Regions from separate parts of the Mus musculus genome. Here region 1 is linked to region 2. A link is a loop called in an ENCODE intact Hi-C map of the cell type or tissue named here. Cell type or tissue: left cerebral cortex. All regions are shown on one strand.

Evidence for each region. Hi-C counts contacts between places; a loop is a spot of excess contacts. Peaks named below come from ENCODE experiments on the same cell type or tissue, not always from the same donor. Only the 100,000 strongest peaks of a DNase experiment are listed, where the experiment ranks them.
Region 1: a loop joins it to region 2, with 2.1 times the contacts of the local background. A loop is called at or near these places in 2 of 42 quality-filtered maps.

What each region holds. Positions count from the first base shown.
Region 1 is chr7:28,176,534-28,181,533 of GRCm38, forward strand. It overlaps Fbl (fibrillarin), which reads left to right. Exons shown (of 9, transcript NM_007991.3): 6 at 610-742; 7 at 1,672-1,784; 8 at 2,365-2,510; 9 at 2,598-2,736. The coding sequence ends at 2,622. It overlaps Dyrk1b (dual-specificity tyrosine-(Y)-phosphorylation regulated kinase 1b), which reads left to right and starts at 3,783. Exons shown (of 11, transcript NM_001271370.1): 1 at 3,783-3,893; 2 at 4,976-5,000. The coding sequence starts at 3,815. In left cerebral cortex, no CTCF peak of the experiment used is centred here; DNase peaks (open chromatin) are centred at 2,875, 3,402 and 4,402; H3K4me3 peaks cover 1,762 bases; H3K27ac peaks cover 1,902 bases.
Region 2 is chr7:28,299,259-28,304,258 of GRCm38, forward strand. It overlaps Dll3 (delta like canonical Notch ligand 3), which reads right to left and starts at 2,527. Exons shown (of 9, transcript NM_007866.2): 1 at 2,426-2,527; 2 at 2,026-2,307; 3 at 909-966. The coding sequence starts at 2,488. In left cerebral cortex, CTCF peaks have their summits at 152 and 3,084 (motif pointing left); DNase peaks (open chromatin) are centred at 148 and 3,102.

The sequences.
Region 1 (5,000 bases), 120 kb before region 2:
GACAGCCTGATCTACACAGTGAGTTTCAGGACAGCCAGAGCTACACAAAAACCCTGTCTCAAGGAAAAAGAAAAAAGGATGGGTAGAGTTCCTGAAGGATTGTCGCTTCACACTGTCCTCTGGCTTCCACACAGACAAAACAATGTCCCCCAAATGTAGTTTTTTGCCCTAGCCCCATCCAGTATTGGGTGTTGGGCCTAGGGCTTCTTGAAAGGCTAGGCAGGTGTGCTAACACTGAGTTACAGTGAGCTTATGTTCTTTGTGGCAGTATAGGATCCCATATTTCAAGTACTGGTCCATTGCAAATGCCATGAGCTCTGTTCCTTTGTCTCTAACTACCCTGGATGCGGGATTTTTACCTGTGTTGGGAGCCTGGGCTTGTGGGTCAGATAAATTGGGATCTTAAAGCTTTGCTGCTTATGAATAACCGTGGCTCATGACTTGTCTCTGGGACCATTTATTCATCTGGGCTATAGACATAATGATAGTTATTTCAAAGCAGGGTTTTGATTGCTGGTATGAGAACCTGCTACAGGAGGGGCGCAAGCACGGTGTTAGCAACTGTGCTGGAGCACCAGTGTGTGCTCACAGATGTTTGCTTAATTTTAGGATGGTCTGGTCTACGCAGTTGAGTTCTCCCACCGCTCTGGCCGTGACCTCATCAACTTGGCCAAGAAGAGGACTAACATTATTCCTGTAATTGAAGATGCTCGACACCCACACAAATACCGCATGCTTATCGGTGAGGGCCCGGGAGTGGCCCCGGGGAGGATGCTGATGGAGCCTGACTTAGGTGGAGTTAGAGTGGCGAGCAGGCCTCTTCACTGCGGCAGTGTGAGGACCTGCAGGTGGAGATTGTGTCCAGGATCAGTTTTGTTCCCCTCTAACACTTGGCGCCTTTTTTACACTGCCCTGGTTTGTGTTTTAAAGCCATTGTCTGATGAGATTCCAGCCCTGACCACAGCAAGTATAACCCAATGGCTTTGTTTTTTAAAAACACCTCTAAGGTCTAGTATAAAAGTAGAGAGGGTGTGAGTTCTCCCAGAGGTACTCGGTACTTGTCATTGCTTTTCCAAATCCTTAAAGGGCGTTTTCACTCCATCACACTCTTTGTTGTAGTTTTAAGTCACGCTACCTTAAAGCATTACCTTTCCATTGCACTGTTTGGTTTGGTTTGGTTTGGTTTTTATGGGGTTTTGGTTGTTTGGTTTGGTTTTTTATGGGGTTTGGCTTTGTTTTTGGTTTTTTTCCTGTGCATTTTCTCAGTGCACCTCTGGTCCTTGTCATCTGACAGCCCTGCCCACGACTCGTCTTTAACTGCTCACATTTACTTGTCTTTTTGATGACATGTCTGTCTCCCCCCAGACCCGGGAGGATCTCGAGGGCAGGGTCCGGGTCTGACTCGTCTCTGTGTCCCCCACGCCCAGCCCAGGGCTGGCCACAGAGTAGGTGGCAACCATTGGTTTACAACAGGAGTGGATGAGTGATGTGACTTTCGTGTTCTGGATCCACCTTTGGGGTGCTTTGGAGGGAGGCTGTGTGGTGGGGGGTAAGACTGGAGGCAAGAGAGTCCCAGGAACCTGGTGGTGAAGGAGCACAGGCCCTGTTGGGAGGCTCTGGGGAGCTCTCTGCTGCCTTGTTTGTAGTAACCGCTGTCCCTTTTTTCCTTAGCAATGGTGGATGTCATCTTTGCCGATGTGGCCCAGCCAGACCAAACCCGAATTGTGGCCCTGAACGCCCACACCTTCCTGCGGAATGGAGGACACTTTGTGATTTCCATTAAGGTATGGGTCTTGCCATGTAAGGTTGAGTAACCCTAGAGTGTGGTGTGGGTGCTTTGTCTCTGTGGCTGAGCAGGTTATGGCGCCTTAGCCTATCTGACTTGTTTATTAGTCCTCCTTATGGCTGAAATAAAGACTGATAGCTGCTAAGCATTTGGAGCAGATTGTGGGGTACAATATTAACTGCAGCAGGTACATTTTTCAAAACATTTTAATTTTAAATAGGGAAAACTCTCGCGCATCCTCACCATGTTCAAAACTGGCCAACCTATTGCTACACTTGTTTTTGGGTTTTTTTTTTGTTTTGTTTTGTTTTTGTTTTTTCAAGACAGAGTTTTCTCTGTATAGCCCTGGCTGTCCTGGAACTCAACTCTGTAGACCAGGCTGCTATTGCTACATTTGTTCTGTTTTTGCCAGCTGGGCTTCCAGGATATGGAAGAAAATTCCTGACCTTAAACACTGCCTTAGATAAATGAAATAACCTGTTTCCAATGTGAGCCAAATTAAAACTTCTTTAATGAAGTTAGAAAATTGGGAAAGCCTGGGTCTCCAAATCTGTAACTTAGTCCTGACTCCTTTCTAGGCCAACTGCATTGACTCCACTGCGTCAGCAGAGGCTGTGTTTGCATCTGAAGTGAAGAAGATGCAGCAGGAGAACATGAAGCCGCAGGAGCAGCTGACGCTAGAGCCTTATGAGCGAGACCACGCCGTGGTTGTCGGTGTGTACAGGTGAGTGTCACAACAGACCTCTCCCTTACCTGTGGCCCTGAGAAGCCAAAAGTGGTTACAACTCGACCCCCTCTGATTTCCTCACAGGCCACCTCCCAAGGTGAAGAACTGAAACTCAGAGCTGTCTGGATTGAAGAGATGTGTGTTGTTACTGTTGCACGTGTGGCTTGTGATTTTTTGGGGGCGGGGGAGTTGTTTTGTTTTTCTATTAAAAGACTCATCTGTCTCCCCTGTCTGGTGCCTATTGCTAAGTGGCCTCGAGACGCATGCGCCCTTGATCAACTTTGTGTGCTTCGGGGGGTGGTGCCTGGAAAGTTTCATCCGGTCACATGGTGCATGCTCCATTGGTGGCTGCTCCGCACGTGCGCGGCTCAGCACCCTTAAGGCGCAGGCGCACTGTGCTCCGCTAGGTCACGTGAATGATGTGGGGGCGGAGCCGGGGCAGGGGGGCCGGTTTGTTGTGGTCGCCATTTTGCTGGTTGCATTACTGGGTAATCGGGGCCCTGGCTCGCCGCGTCCACCGGACACCCTCAGCCAGTGGGCAGGTCTGAGCTCGGGCTCCCCGAGCAGTTTGAATCCCCTTACCCACGCCCTCAGGTAAGGGTGCTGCGACGGGCGGGGCGGCACGCTTGGGTGGGGGGCAGGCCGGGAACCGCCCTGCCCGTCCCCGCGAGATTTAGCAAGGGAAAGGAGGGGGCTTTGGGCCGTTGCAGCGGAGTCCGGCTCTTCATAGCTGGATTCCTGGAAGAGGCTGAGCCCGAGGGAGCCGTCCTGAGAGGGAGTCGGGGAGGGGGCAGCCAGGCCCCACTCCCGCCCTTTGTTTGGGCTCGGCTGCGCTGGCCGCTTCGCTGTCGCCTAGCAACAGCTGCCCTGAGTGCTAATTGGTTAAGCTCTTGGCAGCAACAACCAATGGCGCGGTTGTTGCCATGGGAGGTGCGGCCTGCCGGGCTCTCTTGGGCCCCGCCCGCCGGGACTCCACTGGCCGGGGCGGGCCTGCCGGGTGGGGGGCGGGACGCCAGGGTCCCTGGGGGCGGGTGGCCACGCGGGGCGGGGCTGGGCCGTAGGGCGAGGGTTAACCCGCCCCTCCCCCGTCCACCTGCTGTCCCCTTCCCCCGCGTGCCCTGGTCTGACCCTCGTCCCCTCCTTTCCCCGCCCCTCCCCCTCGGTGGCAGTGGCGGCGGCTGCTGTTGTCACCCACCGGGCCGCCTGTCCCGCTTGCCCTCACCGCCGCGGGGCTGGCTAGGCTAGCCGGGCCGGGGACAGGCGGCCACCTCCTCATCGCCGCCGCCACCACCACCGCCGCCATGCTGGCCGCTCGCCCACCGCACTGGGGTCCCCATCGCGCTCCAGCCCCCCGTGGGCCCAGCGCCATCCCTGACCCGGGTAGGGGTGGGAGCTGTAAGAGCTGGTCCTAGTGTGGGAGGGCTCGGGAAGAGGTTGTTTATCTGTGAAGCCCCAATAAAGGGGACCTGGAGTGGCAAGACATAGCATAGAAGGGGATCTGACAAGGGGGAGGCTCCTAAGAAGGGGATTTTGTTCCGAAGGACACTTTTAGTGAGTGAAGTCTTGTGCGATATTTAGGGATTTGGCTGTCAGGCCCTTCTAGGAATAGGCTCAATTGTGGAATGACCCAGCGTAGAAATAGAGGAGCTAGCAAGGACCTCAGGGTAAAGAAGAAAAAGACCGTGACTCTTAGATGTTGAAAAATGACACCTCTCCCTTGTTTTCCTGAGGAGTAGGGGTCTTGGAGTAATGGGGGAATCCTAGTGGGATAAATATAGACTGCTTAAAAGAAGGATCTCTGGTTCCAGAGACCTCATATAGGGAGCAGGGAGCGGTCTTGGAGTATGGAGTCGGTCCCAGGGGAAAGTGCCGAGGTGGTTGAAACATCTATAGCTTGCATGTAAAGGAGTTCTCAGATAACCTTGGGTTTGCTGGGAGGTCCATAAGGACTGCTATGTTCTTTAGAATAGAAAGAAACTAGTGGGTAGACTGGGCTTGAAATTGGGCCCTTGGTGTTGAGGGAAGACGGTGTGAGGGCGGGGCCTTATCTGAGGGACTCAGGCTGGCCACCAGTAAAATTTTGAAGGACTGAGTTCTACTGCCCAGACTCTACACGGTTTCTGCCTTCTTTTGCTCTCCTAATTCCTGGCCTCTTTCTATCCCTCCTGCCCTGGCCTTGTACCCACCCTCTCCCACCCCTGTCTGGCTCTGATGGCTCCCTTTTACATCTCTGGATGTGATGCTTCATTCATTTTTTTTGGCTCCTCATTTGTTGAGAGACACGCTGTGCTAACCCACTTGCTACCCTTTCTGTTTGTACATGGCTACCTGGTGCTGGTGCTCTGCCCTGTCCCCTGTCTCCCCCTGGTCCTGCCCCTAACTCATACCCACCTCTTCTGACTGACCCTGACCTACATGCCTTCTTGTTCCATGTTGTCTTCCCACTTCCTACCTGCTCTCAGGTCTCAGCGGCGGTGGCAGCCGAGG
Region 2 (5,000 bases):
GACCTGCATGGCATATCTAGTGTTAAAATAACACTAACTCCTAAGATAACTCCTGTATTTGTTAGAATATTAAAATAGGAGACTTCTAACATCTTGTGCCATCAATAGCTACGGACAGGATCTCCAAAAGTGAAGTCATAGCGCCCCCTCAAGGTCTTATGCGTAGTGGCTCCACTCATGTCTAATCCCAGCAAAAGCCTCACAAAGGGCAGAGTTAAGCCAGATGGATGGCCTAGTACCAATGGAGGAGCCTTATCCAGAAAGCTAAAAAGAGACAACCAACCTCAAAATGGTGGTTCATGCTCACAACGCCAGCACTTGGGAGGCGGAGGCAGGAGAACTGTGAATTCAAGGACAGCCTGGGCTACACAGCAAGTTCAAGGCCTGTCTACATTATGTGACACCCTGTTTCAAGAAAAAGACTTAAATTTTAGGTGCAGCATAGTGGGGATAATTCCTATAATGGGCATTTTGAAGACAGTTTGGGCTACATGAGACATTGTTTCAAATACAAAATCAAGGCCAAGGAGATGGCTCAGAAGTAGAGTGTCCCAGGAATCTACTAGGGACTAGGAGCAAGGCTCAATGATGGAGTCTTGCATAGCATATGGGGAGTTCTTCTCTATTACAACAGATAAGATACAATAAATGGATTTTGGAGCCCTTTGTCTCATTTTGGGGTCAGAGATGCTCAACCTCTCTCAGGACATGGTCTTTACATTGCTACCATTAGGAATTTTGAATTATATTTATACCCAGATTGCCCACAGATCCAAAACCACTAGCCCAGCACCACATCCTAGGAGCTATGATGACATCACAAGCCCAGCAGGAATGCTCCACTTTAGAGGCAGCCCATTATCAGTCCTGAACTCAACACTGCCCCTTCCTACCCGTGAGACACCCACCTCCAGCATGCTCTCCCAGCTGCTCTCTCCAGGTTTCAATGACGAGGGAGAAGGTGCCCTGGTTGGACAGAGAAGAACGAAGAGAGGAAGCCGGTGGTCAGGGAAGCTCACTGACCTCCAGAACACAGCACGGAGTCTGGAAGCCAGCTCTGGGACTGAGCTACGGAGCATTCCCAGAAGGAGCTGCCCCGGGAGCCAGGAGCATTTTGGTCTCATTCTGGATACGCCATTGTGCCAAGTGTGTTTGCACATACCTGTAATCCCAGCGCTCAGGAGGCTGAGATAGGAGGGTTTCAAATATGAGGTTAGTTTGGGGTATCTAGCAAGACCCTGTCCAAAAGGACATACTAAGGTGTTCCCATCTACAGGTGAGGAAATAAAATATGGAAAAAGTTCCCAACAATGTCTACATTTCAAATACGGGCCCTGATTCTTTTTGAGATGTGCAGGGTACAGGGATGGGGACCAGGATTCAGTAAGTGACCTGATGTCCCAACCAAAAGAACTAAGGCTGGAAACATGAGAGATTAGGTGACCTCAAGAAAGTGCTTGAGAGGAGCCCCAGGTCCAAAGAAGAGATCTAGAATAAAGACAAAGACCCCAACTCGACTTGCTATTGCACCCCATAACTCCAGCACTTGGGAGATGGGAGTGAGTGAAGACAGGAGGATCAGGAACTCACGACCAGATTTAGCTACATAGTGAACTCAGAGACAGCCAGGCTTGTCTCTAAAAATACAAAACAAAATACAAACAATAACAACAAAACAGGATGAGAAGAGGATTCACTGGGTAAAAAACACTTACTGAAAACCTTAGTCCAACCCCCTGGGTCCCACATGGTAAATAAAGGGCAGAACTGAAATTGTCCACATATCGCTGTAAAGCGTATTCGTGAGTATAACACACACACACACACACACACACACACACACACACACACACACACACACAACCACAAAAAGATGAGAAGCCCAGTTTTAAGACATCCCTGAAGAGAATAGCGGAGGGGGTCTGGGAATGTGGGTTTCGGAGAGGAGGGGGTAGTAAAGGCTCTGGGGCACGGGATGGTGTCGGGAGCTGGGGGGGGACAGAAAGAGGTGGAGGTTGGACTCACCGGCCAAGCATCGCGGAAGGGCACACGTACGAGGCCATCAGGCAGCGGCAGGGCAGCCGCTGACTCTCCGGGGTGCTCCGTATAGACCGGGACGCTCGTGCTCAGTGCTGCGCCCAGGGCGCACAGGGACTCGGTGGCCTCCTGGGAGACTCCGGGCTTCAGGCAGACCCTGAAGAAGAGGCGGCAAGGGCCTCGGGCGTTGCAGGGGGAGCGTGGGGTCCCGAGGCCTGGGCCTGGCCCGAAAGAATGAATTTGTAGCTCGAAGACACCAGCTGGCAGTGCCTGGGACAGAGAGGGCCACAAGGTTAAGGGACCTAGGTATCTGTGTGCCCCATGAAAGTCTCTAAGACCTCCAGGTCTCGGCCCAACCCCATCTGTTCCTTTCCTTTCTGTATCTGACCTGAGGAAGAAGAAAAGCCAGGATCAGCGTCTGGGAAAGCGGAGACACCTGCAGAGAGACCATTGCTTTGGGGGACAGGATGGGGAAATAGTCTCAGGAGTCGCAGCTGCTGGATGCCGGAGTCTTATATTTGAGGGGACGCTCCGCCCCTTCAGGCCAGTCTTTTAGCTACCGGCCGAGAGGGGTCCCAGGGAAAGGGATACAGTAACTCTATGTGGGCGACTTGGTGAGGTTCATCCTGAGTGTGATTGCATGCGCCAATCTGAAAGCGGCAGGGGTTAATTTCTAAGATACTGTGCGTACTGAAGTGGGAGAACGGAAATACAGGTGCATTCCTCTCTATCATGTATGTACTTATGTGAGCTCCTGTCCGCTGTGGAGGACCCTATGAACCCATGAGTGCAGTGAATGCGTCTCCAGCCGGCTGTGTGTGAGGTTGTGTTTCGGAGCCCCACAGAGGAGGCGGTGAGGAAGAATCCTGAGTTCTTTGTGTGGACCCCTGTGTGTTTGTGGAAGACCTCTCGTGTGTATGCATGTGTGTTTCCCCTTCTTAAAACAAAGCCCCCCCTCCGCGAAGCCAGTATCGCCACCAGACGCCAGGCTAGGATCCTGGTCTTGGAGGGGCCTCCCAGCTGTATGTAAATGTCGCCATCTGCCGGGCGGCCGTGCCCCTCCCCCTTGGGCCGCAGCTGGGCCTCCCATTTGGGCTCAGGAAGGTGTGAGAGGCAAACGGACAGGAAATTAGTCTTCAGTCTTCGGGCACCAGGGCCCCACTCTCCACCCCAGATGAATGGAGCTGCTCATCCCACCCCGGGGGGCGAGGAGGTGGGATTTCGCAGGATCCAGGCAAGTAAAACAATTTAGGTGCAGGTGCCCAGGCTAGTGTGCTGAAGTCAGACGGTGAGCAAGGCTGCAGAAACAGAGGAAACCCACTCCCCACCCCCAGTAAATACTAAGTTAATACTCAGAGCTAGTAATTTTAGGGAAAATATAAGTTGCTCCTATATCCACATTTGTCTTGTAGAGGGGAGACGGCTATAGTCCCACTAAATGTTTAGTCGAAAAAGAGGCGTGGGTGGGCATGGCAGACCTGTAATCCCAGCAGTGCAGAAGCAGGACAAACAAGAGAAAGAAGCCAGCCTAGACGACATAAAGCCTTTCTCAAAACCAATACAGGAAAATACCACAAAACCCTACCACACCTGGTTTTGCTTCACCACGAGGCAAGGTGGTATTTCCAGAGCTCTGAATCACAAATAAAGCAGACTTTAAGGGATTTCTGAAAGTCTTAGCTGTTTAGGACTTTGTTACGCACAGAAACAGAGCCCCTGCTAAGGCCTGGGGTGTGAGGAGGATCCTGGAGCAAACACATTGTGAACAGCAAAGGCTGAGGCCCTGGGACGATCATGCCTGCCCGACCAGCCATCCCAGGAGCTTTTCCTCTCACTGTAGACTCTGCTGGCACACACCTTCCAAAGAGGCGCTCCAGATCATTCCATCCGGTCTAAAACAGCATCTTCCAGCTGGTGAGATGACTTAGGCAGGGCACTTTCTGCCAAGCCTGTTTTCACCCGTGGATCCACATGGCCAGGAACTACCCCCACCACTCTTCTCTTACCGGATGCCCATGCCTACTCTGCCCCCAGACATATAAAAATATAAAACAAACAAACACCTCTAAGGCCCCAAACCACTGCTTCTCTCCTCAGTTCTCTTTCCTGTGAACACTCCTTATGCCTGTTAGGTTAGCACTCCGGCTGAGCTACCACCCCAGCCCTTGCCTAGTCTGAGACAGAGTGGCCAGCCCAAAACCCTCCACACTCCTGCCTGCCTGTTTCCCGAATAGCTAGAATTATAGTCTTATGTGTTCCCCTTTTCTCTGCCCCCATTTTTTATCTCTATCCCCCCACAACTGCCTGCCTTACATCTCCCCTGAGGGAACAGTAGGACACTGCTTCCTAGCAGCCTTGTTCACTACTGTCTTGGGGTGTGAGGAGGGGACATGACTATACACACAAACGACTCCACACAGAGAGCCCTGGAGAACAGGGCATTTGGGGTTAAATGCTTCCCGCCTCATCATATGAGCACTGTCTCAGGGCTCCTGCACCTATGTTCAATTCTCTCCTCCAGTGGGAGTGACACGAGACAGGGCTGAGGTAGCAGACTTAAGTCACATTTCAAATCCATTCTAGAAGACTGTAGGGGTACATGTTTATAACCACAGTACTCAAGAGGCTGAGGCAGGAGGGCCAATTAAGTGCAAAGCCAATTTGAGCTACATAGCAAGATCATCTCAGACATGAGGGCCCCTCCCTCAGAGGGCTCTGAGGGACCCCAACTCCAAAAACCACGTTCCCTCCACCCACAACCCATTCCACCCAGGATCCTATCCCTACAGCAAGCTTTGGTCCACTGTTGTTCTTTTAATCCCAGCACTGAAGGGAGAAGAGGCAGGCAGTTCTCTGTGAGTTGGAGTCCAACCTGGTCTACTGAAAGAATTCCAGGCAGCAAGTTATACAGTGAAACCTGTCCTGGAAGAAGGAAAAAAGAGAAGGGAGTCCTCAAAATCTGC